Linked DNA regions of Mus musculus: region 1 is linked to region 2. A link is a loop called in an ENCODE intact Hi-C map of the cell type or tissue named here. Cell type or tissue: heart. All regions are shown on one strand. Region 1 holds the start of Cfap77 (cilia and flagella associated protein 77). Region 2 overlaps Gtf3c4 (general transcription factor IIIC, polypeptide 4).

Region 1 (5,000 bases), 220 kb after region 2:
ACCTAAGCCTCCCAAAAGGAGATACATTTGATGTCAGCAAACTTCCTACTAGCCTCAAATGCTTGATTCTATGACTTTATTTTACAAATGTACGATCTTCTTATTTGTGACATAAACCCCCACAGGAACAAAAAAACAAAGTCGGTAATAAATTATGAAAAAAATCAGGTGCCCTGATCATTTGTACGTTCCGAGGGTGCTGGATTCAGTCAATCCCACCCCTGTACTGCAGCCTGCCTCTCTGGGGCGACAGAAGACTCAAAGCTGTCAGTGGAGCAAACTGTGCCGTCTCTCCCCGTAATTGTATTGACAGGATATCAGCCAAGTTGCTGCGGCGGGAAGGGTATGCTCTGACAGGTTTTGTGAGGGAGCCTCGAAGGCTATTGTGGCAGGATTCTATGTTGAGTCTCAGGATTCTAGGGAAATGAGAAGCTGGGTTCTTTCTCAATTTAATTTTAGGCTTCCCAGAGAGTTTCGCGGAAGGAAAGCTGGCTGGCTGCACAGCACTTGACAATGGAGAAGCCCTTGCCAATGAAAACTATTTACATTATTTTTTGTGGTTGCATAAAACACCATCTTGACTCAATTAATTGCCATTAAATCAGCAGTTGGCTTGGGTTTCAGGACGAGACCAGCTGCTGAGTGTTTATAGATAAAACACCTGCTAGCAAACCTGAGGTTTCTCCTTTTCCTCTGGTTGCCGTGGCTTCATGAAGTCATGGTTTTGAATAACTGATGCAGATACAGTCTGGTAAATTCCACGGGTAGAAAATACTGGGGTTAGGTTTCTTCAGCCAGTGTCTCTGTATTTGAAGTAGAAAATGAAAGAGGAAGAAGAAGAGGAGGAGGGAGAGGAGGAAGAGGGGGAGGAAGGGGAAGAAGAGGAGGGGGGAGGGAGAAGAAACAAACAATCATGGGACCTATCCATGAGGAGAGTCAATATTTCTAGGGTGATGGATTCCTCTCATAGAGATGTACTTCTTTAGGCCCAGGAACAGACAAGGCTAAAATACACCTCAGTTCCCAGTATTTCCCCAAAGACACTCAGACCCAAGAGCACCCACATGATGAGGAAGCTATTCACCCCAACAGTGGGGCCAGCAAAACTGGCACCCCCTTAAAGGAACCTATAAATCAAACTCAATCAAAATGACAGAACTGTATACATATTTTTTGATGTTCTAAACCCCTAACTACTTGTAATATTTCCATTTTCTTTAAGTCTCCCCCACCCCGTGTTTCAGAATTCAATTTGTTTTTTCACATAGAGAAAGTTGTGCTGGGCTTTTAGGCGTGGCTTTTAAGCCAGCTCTGTCAGAAACTGGCGTCAAAGCCTTGCAGACATTTCCCCATGCACTGGTTTATAAGGAGTATCTGCAACAGGGAGAAGCTGGCTTCTTTTTCACATTCTCTCTCTGGCAACTTTTATACAGGCTGAGTTTTGACGGAAGATCTTACAGGAAGGGGTAAATACTGAATGCGGACATCATCATCCTAACAGTTAGCTGAGTTTCAAACACCAAAAACAATTGGAGGAAAAGACTGCCCCCTGGTGCCACTTGTACCAGAGTGTCCCAAGCCCTGTCACCAAAGCGCATCAGGATGTGGCCCCTGCCATTGGTCACCAGGGACCAGGACAGCCTGAAAACAGAACCCCACTGGTGGAGCAATCATCACTCATATTTTTAAAAACATGATCATTCTAAACTCCAGCTCTAGAAACAAGGATGGAATTCCTCCTGGAGGCTGTTAAGTTAGCGCCACCTACAGGCCAAATGCTGCCCTTGATTAACCAGGGAGAAGGCAAAGGGGAAGGGGGGCGGCATTCACATATTGTATTTACACACATTGTAGTTTATACACCTACATACAAATGCTAAACATATAGTGAGCAATATATAACACATGTGTGGCCTATATATATACAAGTGCATGCAGTTATATATGTGCCACCTGGAGTGAACGTTACACAAGAATTCACTGTGGAAGTGACTCTATAATGCCCTTCCTCTCATATAAGGAGCTGCACACTAGTGACACCTGATTAAAGCAATGTTGGACTTGATGCACCAGGGCAGGGAGATACGGAGGGGGGACTGCCCTCTCAGAGGGGAGGGGAAGAGAGAGGAACTCTTCGAGGGAGGACAGGGGTCGGGAGAGGGCAGCATTTGGGAGATAGATAGATAGATAGATAGATAGATAAAAGCACTGTTGGAATTTTATCAGGACACCCATTGATAGGCACTGATAGGCCTTGATTTCCTCCTTGGCCTAAGGCAGTGAATTCCAACTCTCTGTCCCAGGTACCTGCTAAGATCAGGAATCCAAGAAGTAAGCAAAACTTGTTCCACTGTGGAAACATCTCAGAGGGGCCAGTGCTAAGGATGCTGCTTCATGGGTTCCCTGTATCTAGCTTCTGTCCTCCTGGGAGCATTAATTAGCCCAGAAAGGTCTAACAATATAGGTCTGCCTATAGTCAAAGAACCCATCAGCATGCCCATACCTCTATGGAACCTGGAAACCGAGGTCAATTTTTAGAAGCACACTGCCCTCTAGCGGCACAAGATAAATTTGCGCCACTAAACTTCAACTTTACTTTTTCGGTCTCCCGGCGCCTAAAGAGGCAGAGCCACGGCCACGTGTAGGTTTTTTTTGGGTTTTGTTTTTGTTTTTGTTTTTCGAGACAGGGTTTTTCTATAGCCCTGGCTGTCCTGGAGCTCACTTTGTAGACCAGGCTGGTATCGAACTCAAAAATCCGCCTGCCTCTGCCTCCCAAGTGCTGGGATTAAAGGCGTGCCCCACCACGCCCGGCCCAAGTGTAGTTTTTAGCCAGACAGGAAAACAGACAAAAGTGCGGAGGACCAGCACCGAAAGGGAAAGTGATCTGTCTATAAACGCTGCTCCCACGCAAGTGCCAGCCACGCCTCCTAGAGGGCTTTGAATCTCACACCCCCAGCACACTTAAGATGGTGTTGTGATACTTTCCCGACAGTCAGTCCCAGAGCACCTGCTGCATAGTAGACCAGAGGTGCTGGGGAAGATGGATCTTGGGTGGCAAGGGCATGGATGGGTGCCTGAGACCTGTCTGTCACCCTGTGGGTACGAGCCCGGTAGAGATTGCCCTATCCATAGTCTTTCCCAGTAGTGGGGAAAGACCCCGCTAACGTGTGCCACTTGAGGACACTGAGGTTCCTGGACTGGCTACGACTGCAGAGGGTCCAGGAGGCCTGTTTCACCCAGAGCAAGTTTCCTACACTGCGCCCAAACCCTGGGCCCCGGGTCCCGAGAGTTCAGCAGCTGGAACCCATCGGCGGCGTCGGTGCCCGCGGAGGGGATGATCGTGCCCAGGCGCTCACCTTGACGATGAGCGGGTTCTGAAACATGGAGTCACGCACGACCCCCAGCCTTTCGTTCTCCATGCCCGTACGGATGTCGACCACCGTCAGCGGCCGTCGGGGCGGCGGGCAGATCTGGCTGACCGTGCGATGCACGGGCTGCTTCTTCTTTTTCCATGCCGTGAGGTCTTTCCCGGGTTTCGCCGGATCAGGCATCCCAGGGGCCTCCGGGATTAGACCTTGGCTGCAAAGCCCACAGAGTTCTGCGCTGTCTGAGGACTCCAGCCCCGAGCGAGCGCGCGCTCCGGGCTGCACCACGGGGACCCTGGGGTGCACCTCGCGGCAAGGCAGGCTCCGGAGCAGAGCGCGCCCACCTGCGGAGCCTCTGTCCAAAGCTTAAACCCCGCCAGTTCTTCGGAGTGATTTGGGCACCTCGCAGCAGACTGAGAGAGGGAAGAGTGTCTACACTACCCCTTTCGGAAAAATGGAACGTCCCGTCTCCTTGGTGACAAGACGCCAACAGCTCAAGAGCTTCCGGTTTTCTTTCTAGAAATTCTTAGCAACCACAGAGACCTTTTAGACCTGTCTCAAATCAACATAGAAAAACCCAAGAATCAAATCTAGGTTGTGTTAAAAGAGAAGAGGTTTTAGAGGATCACTTATCCTTGGCTTCCACCCTCTAACTACCCTACTCTAGTTACAGTTCCCTCCCAAGGGAATCTTTTCTTCTTCTTCTTCTTCTTCTTCCTTCTTCTTCTTCTTCTTCTTCTTCTTCTTCTTCTTCTTCTTCTTCTTCTTCTTCTTCTTCTTCTTCCTTCTTCTTCTTCTTCTTCTTCTTCTTCTTCTTCTTCTTCTCCTCCTCCTCCTCCTCCTCCTCCTCCTTCTCCTTCTTCTTCTTTTCTTCTTCTTTTCTCCTTTTCTTCTTCTTTTCTTCTTTTCTTCTTCTTTTCTCCTTCTTTTCTTCTTCTTTTCTCCTTTTTTCTTCTTCTCTTCTTTTCTCCTTCTTTTCTTCTTCTTCTCTTCTTCTTTTCTTCTTCTTTTCTCCTTCTTTTCTTCTCTTCTTCTTTTCTCCTTCTTTTCTTCTTCTCTTCTTCTTCTCTTCCTCCTCCTCCTCCTCTTCTTTCTCCTCCTCCTTCTCCTCCTCCTTCTTCTTCCTTCCTTTCTTCTTCTTCTTTTCTCCTTCTTTTCTTCTTCTCTTCTTCTTCTCTTCCTCCTCCTCCTCCTCTTCTTTCTCCTCCTCCTTCTCCTCCTCCTTCTTCTTCCTTCCTTTCTTCTTCTTCTTCTTCTTCTTCTTCTTCTTCTTCTTCTTCCTCCTCCTCCTTCTTCCTTCTTCCTTCTTCTTCTTCTTCTTCTTCTTCTTCTTCTTCTTCTTCTCTCTCTCTCTCTCTCTCTCTCTCTCTCTCTCTCTGGGATATGGTACTAACACAGTCGTACTGCAATAGAAATATGCATTCTTAGGCTTGAGGTCAATGCTAATTCAGTGGGTGGTCCCAAGCCAGTTTCCCTGTTGGACACTTCCTCCCACCTCGAAAGAAAAAAAAAATATGGATTAGATCAATAGTGTCTGACTCTGGAATCAAATGGAGGGAAACTGAAAAAGATCATCAGGTTTGGTTCACTGAGTAAGAATATCTGAAAATAAGGCCGGGGAGATGGCTCGGGGTG
Region 2 (5,000 bases):
CACCCTAACTGCAGAGAGCACACTCATTCTGTTCCCAACCAAGAGCAGGACACTAAGTGACTCCACCCCACCCCAAGGCTAGGCCAGCACTCACCTTCTGGAACAGGATGCCTGGCGATGCTGTCATGGAGCAAACACCGTCTGTATATCAAGCTCTGGCAGGACTGGTAGGTTAGAAAGCACCTGAAAGAAGACAGGAGCCCAGTCAGAGGACGCTCCCTGGGCCCACAGTTACTAGGGCAATGTTTTCCTCTGTGTGACCAAATCTATACCAGCACTCTCTGAAGAGACACAGAACCTCTCTGCAGAAAGTCCTAGAAGCACTCCTCCCTAACTGCATTCTTGGTATTATAAACATATCATATGCAAACATATCATATGCAAAGTCACTCTCTTTACTTTTCAAGATAAGGTATACAAAACATCTTTAAGAGCCCTTAGGTTAGCTGGGTAGTGGTGGCGCACGCCTTTAATCCTAACATTTGGGAGGCAAAGGCAGGCGGATTTCTGAGTTCGAGGCCAGCCTGGTCTACAGAGTGAGTTCCAGGACAGCCAGGACTACACAGAGAAACCCTGTCTCGAGAAACAAAAAAAACCAAAAAACCAAAGGAAAGAGCCCTTAGGTCAGCTGTTCTCATCCTGTAGTTTGAGACCTAGGAAAGGTGTTGAACAGTCCTTTCACAGAGGTTACCTAAGACCATTGGAAAACAGATAATGTAACTATCAATAGTGATTCATAACTAGCAAAATTAGTTATGAAGTAGCAATATAAATAATTTTATGATTGTGGGTCACCTCAAAATGAGGAAATGTATTAAAGGGTCAGAGCATCAGGAAGGTTGAGAACCACTGCCTTAGGCACTGGGGTGGAGAGATAGCTCTGAAGGTACGAGCGCTCGCTGTGTAAGCGACTCCAGCACTGATGTAACAAGTCATTTGGGTTCCCACTGGCATCTATAGTCCAGTACAGAGCAGGACAGAGATAGAATCACTGGGGCCTGTTGTCAGGCAACCTAGCAGAAAAGCGTGAGGTCTAGTCCAGAAAGGGGCTTTGCAGCAGCACTATAAAGTGGAGAGTGATAGAGGATTCTACACACAGAGTGAACATAGACCACACACCATGTACACCCCCACTCCACCCCCCTTCTCTTTAGGTACTGAAGATAAAATCCCCTGTGAGGATACAGTCACTTGATGGCTGCACATCTGTCCCAATCTGTCTAGCAAGCTGGCTGCTCAACAGATGGTACTTTGATGACAAGCCTAAAACTCACCCAGTATTAGACTGCCTGCCACTGTTCTCTCCCTTCAAGGAAAAAAGTCTGAACAAACTAAAAAGCAAATGTGTCCATGAGAGAAGCAATCCGAGAGCACCGATATGATGGAAAGCCCCGGTTCTACCTCTGTTAAGAACTGACTTCTGGCTGGGCAGTGGTGGCGCACACCTTTAGTCCCAGAACTTGGGAGCAGAGGCAAGCACATCTCTTAAGTTGAGACCTACATGGTCTACAGAGTGAGGACAGCCAGGGCTACAAAGAGAAACTGTGTTTTAACTCCCTCTGCCACCCCTAAAAGAGAAAATGGAAGCCTGGTTAGACATTGTGGCACATGCCTAGGAGGTTGAGGCAGGAGGATTTTTATGTTTGAGGCCAGCCTAACAATATGGAGAGATCTGTCAACAAAATAAGAAAGAAAATGAGTAAATGCTATGTGTCGTATAGGCCTGCTTTAGTTAGATAAATCTAACATTTCTGCTGAGTAGTAGCAGACACTGCTTTAGACTTCTGCGCTCACACAAGTGCCTAGTCCTAAGGAAGGGTATTAGGCAAAGGTATAAAAGTGCCTTGTGTGGTGATGCATGCCTTTGATCCCAGCACTCAGCAGGCAGAGCTTTCTGAGTTCAAGGCCAGCTTGAGCTTCAGGAAAACCCAGCCTTTAAAAAAACAATCAAACAAACAAACAACAAAAAGAATGAAATGGGTTATAAGGAAAAAGCAGCAAAGCAAAGGAATCCTAGCACTAGGTGGAGCACGTGCATATGTGAGAGAAGCTGAGGGAGCATTAGGAAACCGACTGTGTCCCTGCAGATGCCAGCCAGCAGGAGGCCATACTGACCTGAGCAGGTGGCCAGTTCTCCTGAGCTCAGAGCAGACATGAGGTCGTGAAGAGGCAAGAACAGGCTGTGAGAGGCTGCAAGTCTCTGAAAGAGTTTTAGCTTTCCCATCAGACGGTTAGCTCTTGGAGAGCTTTTGTTGGTTCTGTACCTTGCAAATGCTAGAAGTGTGCTCTCAGAGACCCACACCCCAGCCCTAGTGGAGAGTACTGAGGACTGCTGTGACAAGAGCAGACAAAGACTGAGTGTCATAACTACAACTGCAGAGAACTGACTGAGGGCTGAAGTATGGGAACAGCAGGCCCAGGTGGACGATAGCTGTCATCATGTGCATGAACAATGTCAGGGTCTGGGAGAGGGCTATGGAGGCAAAAATGAAGTCAGGGTTTGATTCCACATGAAGTCCCGCAGCAACACTTAAATAAAGATGCCAAGCAGGCAGGAAGTTAACTTGCAAGTCTTGACTGAAGCAGATGCAGGTGTATCTGTGTACAACCAGTAGTAAGAGAACACTTTAGTAATCGTGTGTGACCAAAGGCTAGGCCTAAGGATAGGCACTGTGGAGATGACATAGGAGCTGCACAACCAGAAATGAAGTCAGAGGCTGGAGGAAAAGTAGGAAGCATGGTGTCTTGGGAGAAGGTGATGACACATCTCATGGAGGGAGCAAAATTGAGGGCTCACCAAGGTCACCTCTAAGGCCAGACTAACAGGACAGCATTCTTTCATTATGAAAACTATTGTTTTTGCCATCTGACAACTTCACACACACACAGAGCATTCTGATTATTCTTTCTGATGCCCTCTCATCTCCTCTCCAATGCCTGTTACTATGAAACATAGCCAAAAAAGGCACACAAGTATAATCTACGACCTCAACCCTGCAAGGCAAATGGCAGTCCAAGCAAGCACAGACAGTTGTACCCATCAAGCAGAAGGGCCCTGACCGGTGGTTCCGTGCTGCACAAAACTGAGCCATGAGGGTGAGCAGCCCTGGAGGCTTACCGGAGCCAGATGTGCCCATTGGAACAAACAGCTTGCTTGCGATCTGTGAATGGTAAGATCTCCTTACACAGACTGCAGCGCTCAGGGAAGGTCTGTTTGTTCATCTTCTTGGAGATATGTCCAATCAAGACCTGGTAAGACATCACAGGTGCAGAGTGAAGAGCGAATATGGGTTTCTGGGAGTGAAGGCTACTCACAATGAATACAGGATTGTGCCAGGATAGTAGAGGTATACCTCTACAGCTAAGCTGCTGCCCAAAGAGCTCAAAACCTGCACCTTCAACCAGTATTAACAGCAAAGAAAAGTAAACAGATCCAGCGACCTCAACCAGTAAGGTGGACTTTACTCAAGGGAGAAACCTCTAAAAATCAAGCTCTCCTTTCTTGCTTTGTTTTGGCTGTTTTAGTAGTTTATAGTTTTTACTTATGGTGCTTTCAAAAGGAAATCCATAATCTCCCTAGTGAAAAATGTGACGTCTGTAAAAACATAGAAATGTATAGTCTTTAAAAACATTTCTTTTTAAGATTTTGTTTGTATGTGTGCCACTTGTGTGCAGGTGCCCACAGAGGAGCCCTTGTAGCTGGAGCTACAGTGGCTGTGAATCACCAAGTGGGCACTAGAATACCCTGGGTCCTCTAGAAGAGCAGGAGGTATTTATAACTGCAGACCCTTCCCTCCAGCCCACAAAGTTTAGTCTTTTGTCAGAGTTAAAGTTACTTCCCCTTCTGAGGGCTCTAAGACAGACTGGCCTAGTAGCACCTGAGATAACCGTGAGTGACCCAGCATGGGAGAAATAGGTGCTGTTCTTGGCCTTACTAAGAGTGGTGGTGGTGGTGGTGAGACTGAATGTGGGGCCTTGCAGGCACTGCTACCACTGAACTCCATACCTGTCTCTTTCAATGTTTAATTCTATGACAGGGTGGCAGTAAGCTGTCCAGACAGTCTTGAATTTGCTATACTTACTCCTACCTCAGCCTCTGGAATAGCTGGATTAGACAACAGGCCTGTGCTTCCAGACCTGGTTTAAGATTACATTCTCTAAGAAAAATGTCTGAAAAAATCTATGTCTATTTTATTATTTGCTGACCCCCCCCCCCCCCGGCCACACACACACCATACTGCCTTATAGGCATGGGGTATATATACACCAACCCTTAAGCCACTTCTTTTATTAATAACTCATGTCCTTCCCAGGTTTTAATGTATTTATGCTTTACCTCTTCTGGCAGTTTACAAGATTTAGTAATTTGGTTAATTAACTCACCCAAATCTCAAAGGGCATCTTAACTGCTAATTTGAGCTAGTCATTTCAATTCTTCATATATAACTTACACATTTGTGTGTGTTTGTGTTTGAGAGGGTCTCACTACGTAGCCCTGGCTAGCCTCAAACTCAGAGATCTTCCTGCCTCTGCCTCTTATGTATTGGAGGCATGCACTACCATATCCAGCTTAATTCACAAATTTAAATTACTTCTTGGTCTAAATTTTTTGGCTTTCAGAATTCATTTATAGTCCTTCACATCAAGGACAAACATCTCTTATCCAGACAAGCATAGCATCCCATGTGTGAAGCAGTGACGCTGTCCAGTGTTCTCAAGTAGGGCAGAGTTGGGCCTAAGTTCTATGTGAGGAAGAACTGCTTCTACTTATTCTTTGTGGCCTCAATCACCAAAGTCAACTGTTTAGTTTAACTCCTGCATTCTCAGTGACAATACTTCTCAAGGAGGGGAATAAAAATTGCTACTTTTTTATATATAAAGCACAGATACACTTATGAGGCATAAACAAATATACAATAGGCCTGTGGTATTAACTATTAACAAGCCATGGCAGGAACTAGGAGAAGGGGAAGTGGGGCAGCTGGGGGTGAAAACAGGTT

The links. Hi-C counts contacts between places; a loop is a spot of excess contacts. Peaks named below come from ENCODE experiments on the same cell type or tissue, not always from the same donor. Only the 100,000 strongest peaks of a DNase experiment are listed, where the experiment ranks them.
Region 1: a loop joins it to region 2, with 3 times the contacts of the local background. A loop is called at or near these places in 3 of 42 quality-filtered maps.

What each region holds. Positions count from the first base shown.
Region 1 is chr2:29,051,458-29,056,457 of GRCm38, forward strand. Cfap77 (cilia and flagella associated protein 77) reads right to left here and starts at 3,609. Exons shown (of 6, transcript NM_001166705.1): 1 at 3,357-3,609. The coding sequence starts at 3,551. In heart, CTCF peaks have their summits at 1,738 (motif pointing left) and 2,565 (motif pointing left); DNase peaks (open chromatin) are centred at 1,674, 2,784, 2,994 and 3,644; H3K4me3 peaks cover 1,415 bases; H3K27ac peaks cover 702 bases; H3K27me3 peaks cover 955 bases.
Region 2 is chr2:28,827,384-28,832,383 of GRCm38, forward strand. Gtf3c4 (general transcription factor IIIC, polypeptide 4) reads right to left here. Exons shown (of 5, transcript NM_172977.3): 3 at 3,119-3,249; 4 at 95-183. Among named protein-coding and RNA genes, the nearest start is that of Gtf3c4, 10 kb to the right of the region's middle. In heart, a CTCF peak has its summit at 2,085; no DNase peak of the experiment used is centred here.